Regions from separate parts of the Homo sapiens genome. Here region 1 is linked to region 2. Evidence: read pairs that join two places in POLR2A ChIA-PET (ENCODE). Cell type or tissue: Panc1. All regions are shown on one strand.

What was found. ChIA-PET counts read pairs that join two places held together with the same protein. Peaks named below come from ENCODE experiments on the same cell type or tissue, not always from the same donor. Only the 100,000 strongest peaks of a DNase experiment are listed, where the experiment ranks them.
Region 1: POLR2A ChIA-PET joins it to region 2 with 11 read pairs; 3 of 35 experiments call an interaction of 5 or more read pairs at or near these places.

The regions. Positions count from the first base shown.
Region 1 is chr17:62,884,465-62,892,464 of GRCh38, forward strand. No RefSeq gene overlaps it. Among named protein-coding and RNA genes, the nearest start is that of MIR633, 56 kb to the right of the region's middle. In Panc1, no CTCF peak of the experiment used is centred here; DNase peaks (open chromatin) are centred at 3,806 and 3,925.
Region 2 is chr17:62,719,366-62,727,365 of GRCh38, forward strand. It overlaps MARCHF10 (membrane associated ring-CH-type finger 10), which reads right to left. Exons shown (of 11, transcript NM_152598.4): 7 at 5,573-5,739; 8 at 3,123-3,232. The region is part of intron 2 of MARCHF10-AS1 (MARCHF10 antisense RNA 1); the gene reads left to right. Among named protein-coding and RNA genes, the nearest start is that of MARCHF10-AS1, 17 kb to the left of the region's middle. RefSeq lists a silencer at 897-976 and enhancers at 1,147-1,226, 5,564-5,643. In Panc1, no CTCF peak of the experiment used is centred here; no DNase peak of the experiment used is centred here; H3K27ac peaks cover 586 bases.

The DNA of each region.
Region 1 (8,000 bases), 170 kb after region 2:
TTTTGTATTTTTAGTAGAGGCAGGCTTTCACCACGTTGGACAGGCTGATCTCGAACTCCTGACCTGGGGTGGGCCACCCACCTTAGCCTCCCAAAGTGCTGGGATTACAGGCTTGAGCCACCGCACCCAGCCCCTGAAACTCTATTGTATGTAATTTTGTATCTTGCCTTTTAAACCTTTTCTATTATACTGAAATGGTTTTATATCATTAAATTTTCTTTGGAAGCATAACTTTAATAACCATATATTATATTTAGGCTGGGCATGGTGGTTCATGCCTTGATATGGTTTGACTCTGTGTCCTCCCCTCAAATCTCATTTCAAATTGTAATCTCCATAATCCCTACGAGTCGAGTGAGGGACCAGGTGGGAGGTGATTGGATCATGGGGGCAGTTTTCCCCAGGCTTTTCTCGTGATAGAAAATGAGTTCTCACGAGATCTGATGGTTTTATAAGGGGATCTTCCCTCTTTGCTCCTCACTCATCTCTCTCCTGCTGTCATGTGAAAGAGGTCATTGTTCCCCTTCCCCTTCTGCCATGCTGGTAAGTTTCCTGAGGCTTCCATGGCCATGTGGAACTGTGAGTCAATTAAATCTCTTTTCCTTACAATAAATTACCCAGTCTCGGGTAGTACTTTTATAACAGTATGAGAATACATTCCTGTAATCTCAGCACTTTGGGAGGCCAAGGCAGGAGGATCACTTGAGCCTAGGAATTCAAGATCAGCCTGGGCAGCATAGGGAGACCTCATCTCTACAAAAAATTTTTAAAAATTTAGCTGGGCAGGGTGGCATGTACCTGTAGTGCCAGCTACTCAGAAAGTTGAGGTGGGAGGATCACCTGAACCCAGGAGGTTGAGGCTGCAGTGAGCCATGATTGCTCCACTGCACTCCAGCCTGGATGACACAGCAAGAACCTGTCTCAAAAAAATCAAATACATCTATATATATACTGAATCTGCCATCATATATTTAGTTATTTTTCCAGTTATGATCATTATATTATTTCTAATTTTTTGCTTGATTTTATTCAATAAACTCTGATTATTTGTTTAGGATTAATTTCTGTGGGTGGAATTACTGGATGAAGTCATTGCCAGCTAGCTTTCTAGAATAGTTCTTCTACTTTGCCACTCCATATACAAGCATACCAGTATGCATATATTGCCTGGTAAAATCTTAACCAAATTTAAACCACCAAATTTGAATTAAAAGCATGTATTTTAATTTGCAATTATCAATAAGTTTGTACTTTAAAATATGAATATTAACATTTGTATTCTTATTCCACAATTTGTTTGTGTTCTTTGCTCACTTTTAAAATTGGGACTTCAGTGATTTTGTCATTGATTTGTAAAACTGCTTTAAACATTAAGGTTGTTAACTTTTTCTCTATCATAATTGTCACTTTTTTGTATAATTTATTATTGCCTTTTAAATGTTGTCATTTTTTGAAAGATAGAAGTTAAAATTTTAGGCTGGGAGCAGTGGCTCATGCCTGTAATCCCAGCAATTTGGGAGGCCGAGGCAGGTGGATCACCTGAGGTCAGGAGTTCGAGGCCAGACTGACCAATATGGTAAAACCTCGTCTCTGCTAAAAATACAAAAATTAGCCGGGCGTGGTGGTGTGCGCCTGTAGTCCCAGCTACTCAGGAGGTTGAGACAGGAGAACTGCTCGAACTCAGGAGGTGGAGGTTGCAATGAGCCGAGATTGTGCCACTGCACTCCAGCCTGGGCGACAGAGTGAGACTCAGTCTCAAAGAAAAAAAAAAAGAAGAAGAAGTAAAAATTGTATGTGGTTAAATCTGTATTTCCTTTTGTTTTTTTTTTTTTTTGAGACGGAGTCTCGCTCTGTCACCCAGGTTGGAGTGTAGTGCAGTGGCGCGATCTCAGCTCACTGCAAGCTCCGCCTCCCAGGTTCACGCCATTCTCCTCCCTCAGCCTCCTGAGTAGCTGGGACTACAGGCACTCGCCACCGTGCCCGGCTAATTTTTTGTATTTTTAGTAGAGAGGAGGTTTCACCGTGGTCTCGATCTCCTGACCTCGTGATCCGCCTGCCTCGGCCTCCCAAAGTGCTGGGATTACAGGCGTCAGCCACCGTGCCCGGCCCTGTTGTGTGTTTTTATACTACTTTAAAATGTTCTGAAATGTATGTGGTAAAAATTCTGATGGGAGACACTAACTTAATTTTTCCCAGAATAATCATTTCCCTCAGTATGAATTATTAAATATTCTATACTTCTATTAATTTGAGATGTCCTTTTAATCATATGCTAAATTCTTATATACTGTGGGGAAGTGGATCTTACTATTTTTGCTACCTCCACAAAACTCAAAATAACAATATGCAAGGATTTGTAACTGGAGAGTTTGATCCTAAAGGGAGGCTTAACAAAATTTCCAGCGGATGGCGTGCATTGTTGAAAAAAGCCCTTCTTTTTGAAAATTACTATGTTAGAAGACACATAATCTATTTTGTTAATCTAGTTACAGATTCTCGTGCTTTGTTTATTGTAGCTCTTTTAGCATACTTTTCTAGTAGAGTTAGCCTCCCCCACTTACCTTCTTTTTAAAAAAATTATTGGTTGTTTTTGCTTATTTATTCTTTTGTATGAACTTTACGATTTCTTTATCAAGCTCCTCACTTGGATAGTAATTCAACTTACATTAAGTGGGTATGTTAATTTGTAAAGCATTGCCATTTTAGATTTGTCATCTTTTATGTCTCTTAGTCAAATTGTATGCTTTTCTTCACATAGGCTATTACTTGAAACTTTACCCTATTGGGTCTTGGTTTATTTTTGTCAAAATCCAATTTTCACTCACTTTTGCCTTTCACTCACTTCCTCTTCTAGCTAGGTTCAGTTACTTTTTCATGTGAGGCCGCATGGAGTAGGCCAGTGGTTCTCAGACTTTAATAGGCATTAGCATCACCTGAAGTGCCTGTTAAAACACAGATTTTTCTGATTCCATAGTTCTGGGATTAGGCCCAAGAATTTGCATTTCTAACAAGTCCCAGGTGATGCTGAAGCTGGTCCCAGGGATTACACTGCAAACCACTGGTATAGACCAATGCTTCTCAAACTCTGATTATTTAATAAACTCTTATTAAATAATCTTATCTGATTAATATCTGATTAATAACTTATCTGATTAATTTTAGCTGATTAATAACTCTTATCTGATTAAAATAAACTCATTCTTATCAAACGTTAATGTGTGATATGGTTTGGCTGTGTCCCCACCCAAATCTCATTGTGAATTGTAGCTCCCACAATTCCCACACGTTGTGGGAAGGACTTGGTGGGAGGTAATTGAATCATGGAAATGGATCTTTCCTGTGCTGTTCTTGTGATAGTAAGTCTCACGAGATCTGATGGTTTTATAAACCGTAGTTTTCCTGCACAAGCTCTCTTCTCTTGTCTGCCGCCATGTGAGACAAGCCTTTCACCTTCCAACATGATTGTGAGGCCTCCCCAGCCACGTGGAACTGTGAGTCCATTAAACATCTTTCTTTTGTAAATTGCCCAGTTTCGGGTATCTCTCTATCAGCAGCATGAAGACAGACTAATACAATGTGCATGGCAATTACACACATGGTTAAATGCAGGTTCTGATTTAGTAGGTCTTCACCAGGATCTGAGATTCTGCATTCTTAACAAGTTCTCAGGCCAATTCTGCTGCTGCTTGTCCACACACCACACTTTCAGCAGCAAGGGAATAGAACAGAATGAAGAGTGTGGGCTTTGTAGTCTGACAAAACTGAGTTTGAATCCCAGTCTATACTTACTAATTGAGTAACCTTGAGCAAATAATTAATTTAACTTTTCTAAACCCAGACTTTATATTAAATCAAAAATAACAAAGCCTATTTTGTGAAATGATGTTATCTGGCACAAAGCAAATAATGTATGTTTTTTCTCTGACTCATAACTGAGAATTGTATTTGCCCTACTGAATATTGACTCAATATCAGAGTCAACCCAAAACTATGGGTCTTTTGTTTGTAGTCTAATTGCAGGTAGCTTCATTTGAATCTCTAGGGTGGCATTTCTCAAACTGTGTTCCATAGAGATGTTCTTTAATGTTCTGTGGTCAAATTCATTATAAGCATATTTTCCTTTACATTGTTGAGCATAGTTATAATAGCTACTTTAAAATCCTTGTCGGCTAATTCCAATATTGGGGTCCTCTAGGTGTCGGTCTTTGTTGATTATCTTTTCTCTTGTAGGAGTCACATTTTCTGATTTCTTTGTATGCTGAGTAATTTTGGATTGCATTCTGGACAATGTGAATGATATGGTATAGACATTCTGAATTTTATGATGTTCCTTTAAAGAGATTTCCGTTTTTGTTTTAGCAGAAAGTTAACCTGGCTGAACTCACACTGCAAACTCTGTCTTCCTGGAGAAAGACATCACTAAAATCTCAGTTAATTTATTTTTAGCTGGGCTTCTTGGAATCTGTTCCATGCATGCATGGTTCAGATGTCAGCCAGAGATTTATGCATAGAATTTGGGCCTCCTCCTTTCTGGTTCTCTCCTTTCTGAGATGTCCCCCACTTGCTAGCTGCTGTAGTTATCCAGAGCTGTGTTTCTAGTTCTCCAAGTAACACTGAGCTTCTATTTGAGTTTTAACCATTCTTCCTGGAACAGCTCTCTGTAGAGCCTGTTCTAGGACCAAAAGCTGTAAAAATGGGAAATTCATCCAATGCCATTCCCTTCTTCAGTATTACAGCCCATTTTTGATCATTTTTTAGTAACTTCAAATAGTTGTCTGTATTTTTTGAGAGTATATTTTCTCAAGAATTTAGTCTTTGTCTACAGAAGGGTTGGTCTAACATGAGTTACTTGGCCTTTACTAGAAGTGAAACCTGTGTGATTTTCTTTAATCTAGTATTCCCTAAAGAGATTCTTTATTTGGCAGAACCTTATTAGCATATCACAGACCTTAGTATTTTAAAGAACCCATTATTGGAAAGTGCTATTCTCAGATTTTTCTCCTGGGAGGTTTAGAAAATGCTGATAAAATTAGGAGATTAGATAGTGATGAAGCAAAATGAGTTTTGAAGGAAAGCTGTTGGAAATAAACTTGAGAAATGCATGAAAAATGCAGTGTTTCTCTTAATACTCTTCAAGTAATATTCTATGGAGAAGGGTGGTGGTTTTCTACGGCATTGCTCTCTGAAATTAGAATACATTCCCAATTCCTTAATTTCTCTTAATCTATTATTAGGCAGTCGAGTTCCATACATTTATTTCAACCCTTCTTGAACCTACCCATGTGGAAGGCAGAAGCGCTGGGACATGACCACCCAACTCAGCTCTGAAGCAGCCCTCACACAATGACGGGGTTGGTATATAAATTTATCTCAACCCTTCTTGAGCCTGTTCATATTGTTAATGTTATCTAATTTTACCATTAAATAAAAACCAAAATATTTGTTTAGGAGAATTAAGGCCTTTAATTTTATTTTGCTTAAAGTCCCAAGCCCAAAGGTTGGGAATATGCTACAATGGACCTACACAAATAAGTAAATAATACCAAATACTACACACAATCCATACAACCAAAAAGATTCAAGTAACCACCATTTTTTTCTGCCCTCTCATTTTATTTATTTATTTATTTATTTATGTATTTATTTATTTTTTGAGACAAGAGTCTCACTCTGTTGCCCAGGCTGGAGTACAGTGGTGCGATCTCGGCTCACTGCAACCTCCACCTCCTGGGTTCAAGTGATTCTTCTGCCTCAGCCTCCCAAGTAGCTAGGATTACAGATGCATGCCACCATGGCTGGCTAATTTTTGTATTTTTAGTAGAGACAGGGCTTCACCATGTTGGCCAGGCTGGTCTCAAAATCCTGACCTCAGGTGATCTGCCCACCTCGGCCTCCCAAAGTGCTGGGATTAGAGGCATGAGCCATTGCGCCTGGCCCTACCCTCTCATTTTATTAGAAAAGGTATTAAATAAATAATTTGATATTAGAAAATAACAGGATCAGTAAAGATTCAGCCTAACACCCATCTTTTAACTACAATGGATGTACAAGTAATAAAACTAAGCCATGATAGTTGCTATTTAGATAAATAAAACTTGAGGTAAAGTGTCTTTTTGATCACAATAGAATAAATTGTTTTCATTACTGCCAAGTAAATTTTATTGTACTCTATTTCTCTGAAAATTGGCAAACAGTGTATCATAATAGCATAGAGAGGGAGGGGCCCAAGCTCAGAGGCCAGATACCCTGGGGTTGAATAATTCCTCAGTATTATAAAAATTAAATTAGATAACATTTGTGAAATATATACTGTATATAAAATACCTAACATAATGGCTGACACTCAGTAAATGGTTTCCTTCTTCTATCTGGTTTTTCCAGGACTGCAAAAAGGAAATTCTTTGATAGAAAACCTGGACAGAAACATTTTATTTTATTTTTTAACTTCAGGCAGACAAAGGCATGAAAGAAATGTGCCCTTTTGTTGACTGATTGACAGCTCCAAACCGAACCAGAATTTTCAAAAGGTGGACCTGATCTCGTAACATTGTAAATTCAGTATCTATACGGTTCATGAAAATTGTTTTCCCATTGCTTCTACCTTTATTGTCAAGCTGTCAAAATAGCAACTTCCTACTTAAGTTATATTTATGCAAGCATATAAAGTGCTTTTTATTAAATTTACTTTTGGTTGAATTAGATGGACTATTTTAGAGGAAATAAATCATTTGTATAATGGTGAAGAAATTGACCTTATGGGCACCTTCCTAAGAATGATGTTTCATTAGTGCTGGATCAGCTTTTGGTATCTGCAAGACAATCTGAGATCTGGAGACCAAGGGCAGTATATTTCATTTACATACTCCATCAGGCTCTCTGCCTGGGTCCTAACTCACCTCACCAATGGGCTTACTTTTGTCTTCATTCTTTGTTCCTGATATATATATAGGCCAGTGCATTTGAGACAAAACCAATAAGAAGGCAGGAGCCAGGAGCTGTTTCTAATCCAAGCATCTCACATAGGTCAAACCTTTAAAGATGGGAATGAAAATGAAGCTGTCCACTCTGGTCCATTGTCAAAGAGGTCATTTGGCACTCATCTCACAAATGGGGTAGCATAAAAGATGGGAGGAATGGAGTGCGATGGGGGCAGGGGGAGGCGATATGCAGAAATGACCAGGCAGAAGGTTAGGCCCTTGGTTTCTCAGTCTACAAATCCTGGCTGTGATTAGATTTGGTACCGCACACTTTTCAGAGATTGCTGGGGGAGAAATCACCTGCCACCTGCATTCTGCTGGTTGGATTTGCTACTGATGGAGAAGGTATAGGCTTTACCCAGGACCGCATTTTTTTTTTTTAACTGCCTTACTCACATGTACCAATGCCACAGGAAATTGATGGTAACCAATTGTCTATGTGCTTTTGTTAGCACCTCTTTTCTGCTGTGCTGGGCTACACAATTACCACAGCCCTTGAGAATGCTTATTGTCAATAGGAGTAATTTCACATCCCATCCATTTAGTGAAAAGATGTGAAAATTGATCCAGCTTCTGCGATAAGACTGGAACCAGGGTGCAGGCTACAAATGCCTTGGAAATAAATATATGTCCATCATTGTTTTCATTAGGTATTGCTGTAGCCCAGCCTCCAGGGAAATGAACTCAAGTCCAGCTGTCTTGCCGTAGAAGTTCAGATGTACTCCCAATCTGGTGAAGTGGGCTGTCAGTTTCATTTATTGTTAACTTTTTGTAGTGGTTGTCAAGTAAGGGGTTGGCAGTCTGAAGAGCACAATTCTGTTTTATCCACAGACAGGGGACAGTGTAATTCGACACTGGCTGCCAAGGAGGAACTTGTCCTTCCTATCCAGCTTATTGTCTGGACTCTTTTTTTATGATTTCAAAAGTCTCTTCAAAAGGGCAACAAAATTAGCCTTAAATAGTATTTCTTGGATTGCCTTTAACAATGGCGATAAGGCCAAAGCTTCTAGTCTTGACAGAAGT
Region 2 (8,000 bases):
TTATTTCTCCTTTGCTCTTGAAGGATAATTTTGCAGGGTACAGAAATCTAGGTTGGCCAGTTTTTTCTCTTAACACTGTAAATATTTTGTTTCTCTGTCTTCTTGCTTGCATGCTTTCTGGGAAGTCAGATGTCATTCTTATCTTTACTCCCCTTTAGGGAAGGTGTTTTTCCCCTTTGGCCTCTTACAGGATTTTTTCTTTATCTTTGATTTTTTTTTCCATTTTAAATATGATGTGTCATGGTGGTGGGTTTTTTGTTTGTTTTGTTTTGTTTTGCTTTTGGCATTTATCTTGTTCGGTGTTCTCTGAGCTTTCTGGATTTGTGATTTGGTGTCTGACATTAATTTGGGGGAAATTCTCAGTCATTATTGCTTCAAATATTTCTCTGTTCCTTTCTCTCTTTATTCTCCTTCTGGGTATTCCCATGATGTGTCTATTACACCTTTTGGATAATTGTCTCACAAGTTCTTGGATATCCTGCTCTGTTTTCTTTTCTTTTTTTCCAATCTTTGTTCTCTTTGTTTTTCCATTTTGGGCAGTTTCTATTGGGATATGCTCAACTCAAAGATTCTTTCCTCAGCTGTATCCAGTCTACTAATAAGCCCATCAAAGGCATTCTTCATTTGTTAGAGTTTTTCACCTCTATCATTTCTTTTTCTTTCTTAGAATTTCCATTCCTCTGTGTACACTGCCCATCTGTTCTTAAGTGCTGTCTACTTTACCTGTTAGAGTCCTTAGCATATTAATCATAGTGTTTTACATTCCTGGTCTGGTAATTCCAACATCCCTGCCATATCTGAGTCTGGTTCTGGTGTTTGCTCTGTCTCTTCAAACTGTGCTTTTCACCTTTGAGTATGTCTTGTAATTTTTTCTTGGTAGCCAGACGTGATGTACTGGGTAAAAGGAACTGCTATAAATGGGTTGTTAGCCATGTGGTGGTGAGGTGTGGGGAGAGGGGAAGTATTCTACAGTCCTTTGAGACTCTAGGTCCCAGTCTGAGTGAGCTTGTGCCTCTGGACTGTGAACTTCACAAGTGCTTCTCAGTTTCTCTATCCTCCCCCTCCCACCTTAGGTGGGACAAGATGGCTAGAGAGGGCTGGAGTTGAGTATTTCCCTTCTTCCAGTTAGGTATGGCGCTCTGATAAAACCTCCAAAGGTTAGGCTCTGGTTAAATAGTTTCTCCTGAGGGCAAACTGTTAGTAAGAACAGAAAGCTCTGGCTTATACCAAAATGGTTACTTTCCCCCTCCCCCTGCTGGAAGCATGAAGGAATTTTTCTCTGCTATTCACTGTAAGCACCTGGTTGCACTCCTGGACAGAAAACTCACTGAAGTGTGGGGATACCCTTATGACAGGGTCCCCCTGGAATTTTTGACTCTCAGACTTGTCTACACTGAGCATCCAGCAGTTCATTAATTACAGCTTAAGATTGCTTGTCCAGCACTGGTTTCCATAGAGCTTTCTGCTCAGGAGTCTCTGCTCCGGTAAGTTGTGATTTTTTTTTTTTTTTTTTTTTTTTTGAGATGGAGTCTCACTCTGTCGCCCAGGCTGGAGTGCAGTGGTGCGATCTCGGCTCACTGCAACCTCTGGCTCCCAGGTTCAAGCGATTCTCAAGCCTCAGCCTCCTGAGTAGCTGAGATTACAGGCATGCGCCACCACGCCCAGCTAATTTTTGTATTTTTAGTAGAGATGGGGGTTTCGCTGTGTTGGCCACGCTGGTCTCAAACTCCTGACTTCAAGTGATCCGCCCACCTTGGCCTCCCAAAGTGCTGGGATTAGTGATTCTATCTGCCTGTCTTTCCAATTTTAGGGGCAGTGATTTGCTCTGTGACTTCACTTCTCTTATGGATCTAAGAAGGGTTGTTGATTTTGCACTTTTTAAAGCTTTTTACTTGTTGTTAAAACGAAGTGACAACTTCAAACTCTTTACATACTGAACTGGAAAGTGTACTAAGTCTTTGAAACTTGGTGTTTAAAATTAGGTGATATATTACCCCCCTTTTTTTTTTTGGTACTGTGTCTTTGAAATTTGGTGTGTATGTGACACTTACAGGATATGTTGATTAGAACAAGCCACCTGTTCATTAGCCACAAGTGGCTTGTGACTTCTATATTGAACAAAATAGTATTAGGTTGGTGCAAAAGTAATTGTGGATATTGCCAACAAAAGTGGCAAAACTGCAATTACTTTTGCACCAACCTAATAGTTCTAAATGGAAGACTGTTTGCCTGAGAATTGGGTGATTAACTGTTATCTCAGGCACAAATCAACTTCCCACTTGAGGGTAACTAACTTTTTTACAATATTAGAAATGCAGTCCAAATACCCTAGGAGAGTTAATTCACTAGGTGATAAAGATCAGCCAGTAGGCATTTACCTCATGTTCATTAGCTGTATGTAGGTAAAGCAGTTCCTTCTTATCCCAGGGTTACTTGGTATTTAAATTAGGGACCATTTCCTCCAAGACCCTGATTTTTTTTTCTCTTGTTATTAAATTACTTCTGCAAACGTGGGTGTGGAGCTTGCCAGAATTTTTTGGTATTTTTCTGTGTCCAGTTGCCCACTGAAGCTTCTTACTTTTGTTCCCAACAGCAGGGCAAACTCAACCCAGGACAAATAAGACTTCCAACTCTCGGCCAGGTGTAGTGGCTCACACCTGTAATTGTAGCACTCTGGGAGGTGGAGGCAGACAGATCACTTGAGATCAGGAGTTCGAGACCAAGCTGGCCAACATGGAGAAACCCCATCTCTACTAAAAATACAAAAATTAGGTGGGTGTGGTGGCACACGCCTGTAATCCCAGCTACTCAGGAGGCTGAGGTGGGAGGATCGCTTGAACCTGTGAGGCAGAGTTTGCAGTGAGATTGTGCCACTGCATTCCCGCCTGGGCGACAGAGTGAGACTCTGTCTCAAAAAAAAAAAAAAAAAAAAAAGGCTTTTCAACTCTCTAATACTCTAATTTAGTGGCAGGTCTTCTCAGAGAAGTAAGCTAAATGGATATTGTCAGACTCCTGCCAGCAGAGACCTTCTACATTTCTTAGATCAGGGAAGGGGAATGTCTTCTCGCCCTGCCCCTCTAACATACTTTAACCTGTGGAGGCAGAGTGGCCACATTTCTTACCTGAGATTGCTGGTGCTTCTGGTAGAACTCAATCATGTTAAAGTCACCCAGGTCAACCAGCAGGCCTTGCTTACACATCTCACAGGTCTTCACGGCACCAAGATCTGCTCCTTAAATTGGATAAAGAATTATATGTACATATAACCATGGGTCTGTTTGTGTTAGCACTTTGGACAGGTGATATTTGGGGAGTGAACTTGTGTGTGTTATGAATTCTGAGCTTCAGTGACCTTCCTTTAAAGCCAGCCATCTTCTGTAGAAAATGACCTTGAATCTGAGAGCTGAAAAATTTCCTTTGTAGTCATCTATTATGCAAGCTTCATAGAAGTGAAATTCCCACGACTTTTAAATAGCAGATCTTGCTTTCTATTTAAATATAAACAGGATGGTTCATAAACTTGGAATTGCTGCACAGAGGCTAAGAGTCTGTAACACAGGTGTTTGTAAAAAGAGTGACTATTCAGCTTTTTTTTTTTTTATTGTAGACCCAACACAGGTCCAAGTAAATAAATTAGTGAGGACCAAAATAGATGGCAGAAGCTATTCTCGATCAATGGCTTAAAAATCTGCCTTTACTCCTGCCCAGGTAACATTGCCACCTGAGAACAGTGAGGGAGCGAGGGGCCAGGTGTGGGTACTAGTTACAGTAGTACCCAGGGCCAGCTCATCAGCCTGAGCTCAGACTCATCGGGGAAAAGGAATATGAGAAGGCTTCCTTTGTTGCTGTTTTTATAAAAACAGGCATTCTAGATCAGCATTTTTATCCTATTCCCCAATGCAAAAGTGGAGGATGCAGAGCTGGGCTGTTATGTCTAAGCAAACATTCTGCCAGACAGTTTCTCCCCCTTAGTTGCGGCTTTTGACTAATGATGTACTGGTGTTTATTTTATGCATTAGAAAATAAAAGACCTATTAGTTACCTGCATGTATTTGGTAAAAATAGGGCTTGTGCAGTTTCATACCTCCATTCTATTTCCCCACTGGGGATATAAAGAAACAGTAAATAATAGAGACTTTCAAAGGGCAAGGATGAACAGGAAGTAATCCCTTATCTGCATTTTGTTCGCTTGACTTTTTTTTTTTTTTTTTTTAGCGTCATTCAGTAACGCTTTAGGCTACCAAATGTCCCATGAGTCTTCCGATCGAATCCTACTGAACACACCCATACAAGCGTTGACATTTATGAGCATAGCAGCATTTTCATGACATGTTTCACAGGTAACTTTTTCTGTGTTAGATGTTTAATTGGCCCAAATTTCTAGGAAGATAAAGGATTGCATGGCAGAGTCGTTAGCAACCAAAATCTACTCGTTTTCTTCCCTCTCTGAAGGACTGAATATTTTGCTCGTTATATGGATATGCGTTTAAGCATCTTGATCAGTGGACTTATATTTCTTATGCTAGGGAAGTTGCATAAAACGGGCTCCATGGATGACACAGTAATATGATTACCCCACGTGTTCATTCTCTGATTCCATGGTGTGCTGTCCTTGGTGAGGGGGCGTGGCAACACCTCATGGGGACAGGGTAAAGCTCTAAGTCTCCCTGCAGCCTGGATAGTGACGGCTAAGGAGAAGGATATGGAAGACGGGGAGAAATAGGATCTGGCTGTGGGGGGATATGTTTTCAGAGATGTGTGTCTGAAAGAAGCCGCAGCTATTTTCTGATCAAGTTGCTCTTTGCACTGATGTTCCATGCATTTTTTTTTTTTTTTTGCTTAAAGTTGATCTCATTCCTAAAGCCATGCTTTAAAGAAACCTTCTGTTCTCTGCCCAGAAAACTACAGCCGACCTACCGATGTGGTTGTATTTAGGTTATAACCTGCTCAGGGAGTTGAGAAGGTGCCGCACACCCAGTTATAAGATGCTAGGGAGCTGACAAAATCAGCACATGGAAATTTCTTTATCTAATATGGTTCTAGACAATCAGATCAGCACTCTTATCCCTATTGCTAAAAGGCAGCTTTGTTTAGTTTCTTAGGTGACCCCCAAATAAAAGGAAGTAGGATGTGTGTGCTGGGGGTCTCTCATGAGGGACCTTCTGAAGTATTTTGCTGGGTGTCTGCTAGCTGGGCACGGCTACTGTGTGTCTGCTGAGCTTCCACCGCTGACCCACTTCTATTTCCTTCCTCCTGAGAGGCGATCTTAGCATCTCTGCTCAGGCCTCAAGCAGAGGTAGAATTCAATAGCATTTGTTCCCAGGAGTCTTCTCTCAGATAAAAGCAAAAAACAAAAAACAAACCAAAACAAAAACAAACAAAAAACCCCCAACTCCCTCCCATAGTTTAAAGACAGCTTTTATGAGCAAGGATCTGGAGCTCAGCCACGTGTCCCTGAGTCGCTGTTCTGCGGAGGAGAGTGAGCTGATGACAAGGCTCCGGGGCCCACACCGTGGTGCCTCATGTTAATTACATGTCGTGGCACGTTCACTGCACTTCCTTCCCCACCTACCTGATGTTATTTTCACTTTCAGCCACTTTTTCAGGCACTCTTGATGAACAAACTGCAGGCTTCCCACACAGCCGCAAGGCTCCAGGAGGGGGTTGCTTGGGGAACCCCCGGCTATCTGACAGATGCGACACAAGTCTCCCTCCTCCTCGGAGTCCTCCTCCAGGAGACTAAATGTGAAAACAAGCCCTCGTGACCAGGAGGCTACACGTTTGCAGTTTCTACAAATACCAGTTCCCAGAGCATTGACAGAGAAGGAAGAGGGCTCCTGGTACTCACCCGCTGCCCCCTCTGACCCTAGTGAGATGATTTTTGATAACACAGGCACAAATTCTCTCTTTTTTTTTGAAACAGAGTCTCACTCCGTTGCCCAGGCCGGAGTGCAGTGGCACAATATTGGCCCACTGCAGCCTCAACCTCCTCAGGCTCTGGTGATCCTCCCACTTCAGCCTCCCAAGTAGCTGGATTACAGGTGCATGCCACCACACCTGGCTATTTTAAAAATTATTTTGTAGAGATGGAGTCTCACGATGTTGCCCAGACTGGTCTTGAACTCCTGGGCTGAAGCGATCCACATGCCTTGGCCTCCCAAAGTGCTGGGATTACAGGTGTGAGCCCCTGGGCCTGGCTGAGGCACAAATTCTTGTAACAGGCTTCTTTGCAATTGTCAATACGTGTGAGCTGACATGGAGGACCAGCACTGCCACCATAAATCAAGAGGTAAAGGGAAATGGCTACAGAATCATTTTCAAACTGGAGTCAAGGCCAGGAGCCCCTCTCCCTGCCAGGAAGTTGGTGGGGGTGGCATACTGGTGAGTGCATGGGATTCGTGGTCAGGGGGCCTGGGTTTGAGGCCAGCCTCTGAAACTTGTGAGTTGTGTGACTTTGGATAAGTTCCTTAATCTTCCCAAGACCCTGTTTCCTCATCTGTACAATGAGGGTCATGGTGATAACACCACTGCCACCTACTTCCTAGGGCTGTGGCCAGGCTGGCTACGTGTGACAATGAGGAACCTGTTCTGCAAACTGTAAAGTACATCTAGTGTCTGGCAAGGTGTTGTGCACAGAGTTCACTTAATAGATGTTGGTTTAGGTGGATGATGAACCAATAAACCTGGACACAATCTCCCGAATAACACCACACATGCCAACAAATGACATCAGCATTCCAGAATGTAAGCGGCTGGAATCTGATGAAGATAAGAACTAACGAAAATGTAAGTAAAGATATTTGTGTCTAATAAATGGTGAGTGAAGAATAGCTGGTCGATGTTCATGTTGGGAGGTTTTAAGAAGCCTAAGGCTATTTTCTTTTCTTTAGAGTCCTCACGGGACTGGGGGCCATCTGGTCAAGGAAAGGAAACTGGCTAGAGACTAAAATCAAAAGAGGAAGAAATGGACATTGCTCTGGATGGAGAAATATATGCTCAATTTCTTGAAAGACTTTTTTCCCCATGAAAGGGCAGCTCAGTGTAAAGAAGCAGAATTACAGTTTTCCATTATGGACATTCTCAATAACTTAAAGACATTTTCAACATTCAGACTTCAATACATTTCAACATAATTTCCATATTTTCGTAAGTAATCAGGAAGAACATGTGTACATGGGAGTGAGTGCTCCAACTGGTGAAGATAAACTAGAGAGAGATCTTGCAAGTTTGAGAAGGTAGGCAGAAAAGTGGTAGAAGATTATTTTTTGTTGTTGTTGTTTGTTTTGAGATGGAGTCTTGCTCTGTCACCCAGGCTGGAGTGCAGTGGCTCGATCTCAGCTCTCTGCAACCTCTGCCGGATTCAAGCGATTCTCCTGCCTCAGCCTCCCGAGTAGCTGGGATTATAGGCGTGCACCACCACACCTGGCTAATTTTTGTATTTTTAGTAGAGATAGGGTTTCACCATGTTGGCCAGGCTGGTCTCGAACCCTTGACCTCAGGTGATCCGCCTGCCTTGGTCTCTCAAAAGTGCTGGGATTACAGGTGTGAGCCACCACACCTGGCCTAGAAGATTTTTAATTTAGGCAACTACACGGGATTTGCATTTGGAAACAAGTGCTCTAAATCAGTGGTTTCCAATAGAAAATAAATGACCATCAGGTTCACCGGTAGAGATTTTACAAACAGATTCCTGGGCTCCACCCTTAGAGGTTCTGGTTCAGTATCTGGGGCCCAGGAACCTGAACGTTAAGATGGTCATGCAGGTCTGAAGATCACTGATCTCAACAGGAGGACGAAGGGCTCTGTGGTGAACTTGTTATGGTTGATAAATATCTGACTCTTAACTTAAGGTCCTCCATCTTCTCAAAGGTATAGGTGGGGATCCACTGGCTACCCTACTTTGCAAAAAAATTTTTTTTAACAAATAAAAGTGAAGAAGAGACAGAAAAGCACAGAAAAGAAAAGGAGAATCAAGCATAAAATCATTACCCCAAAGTAAC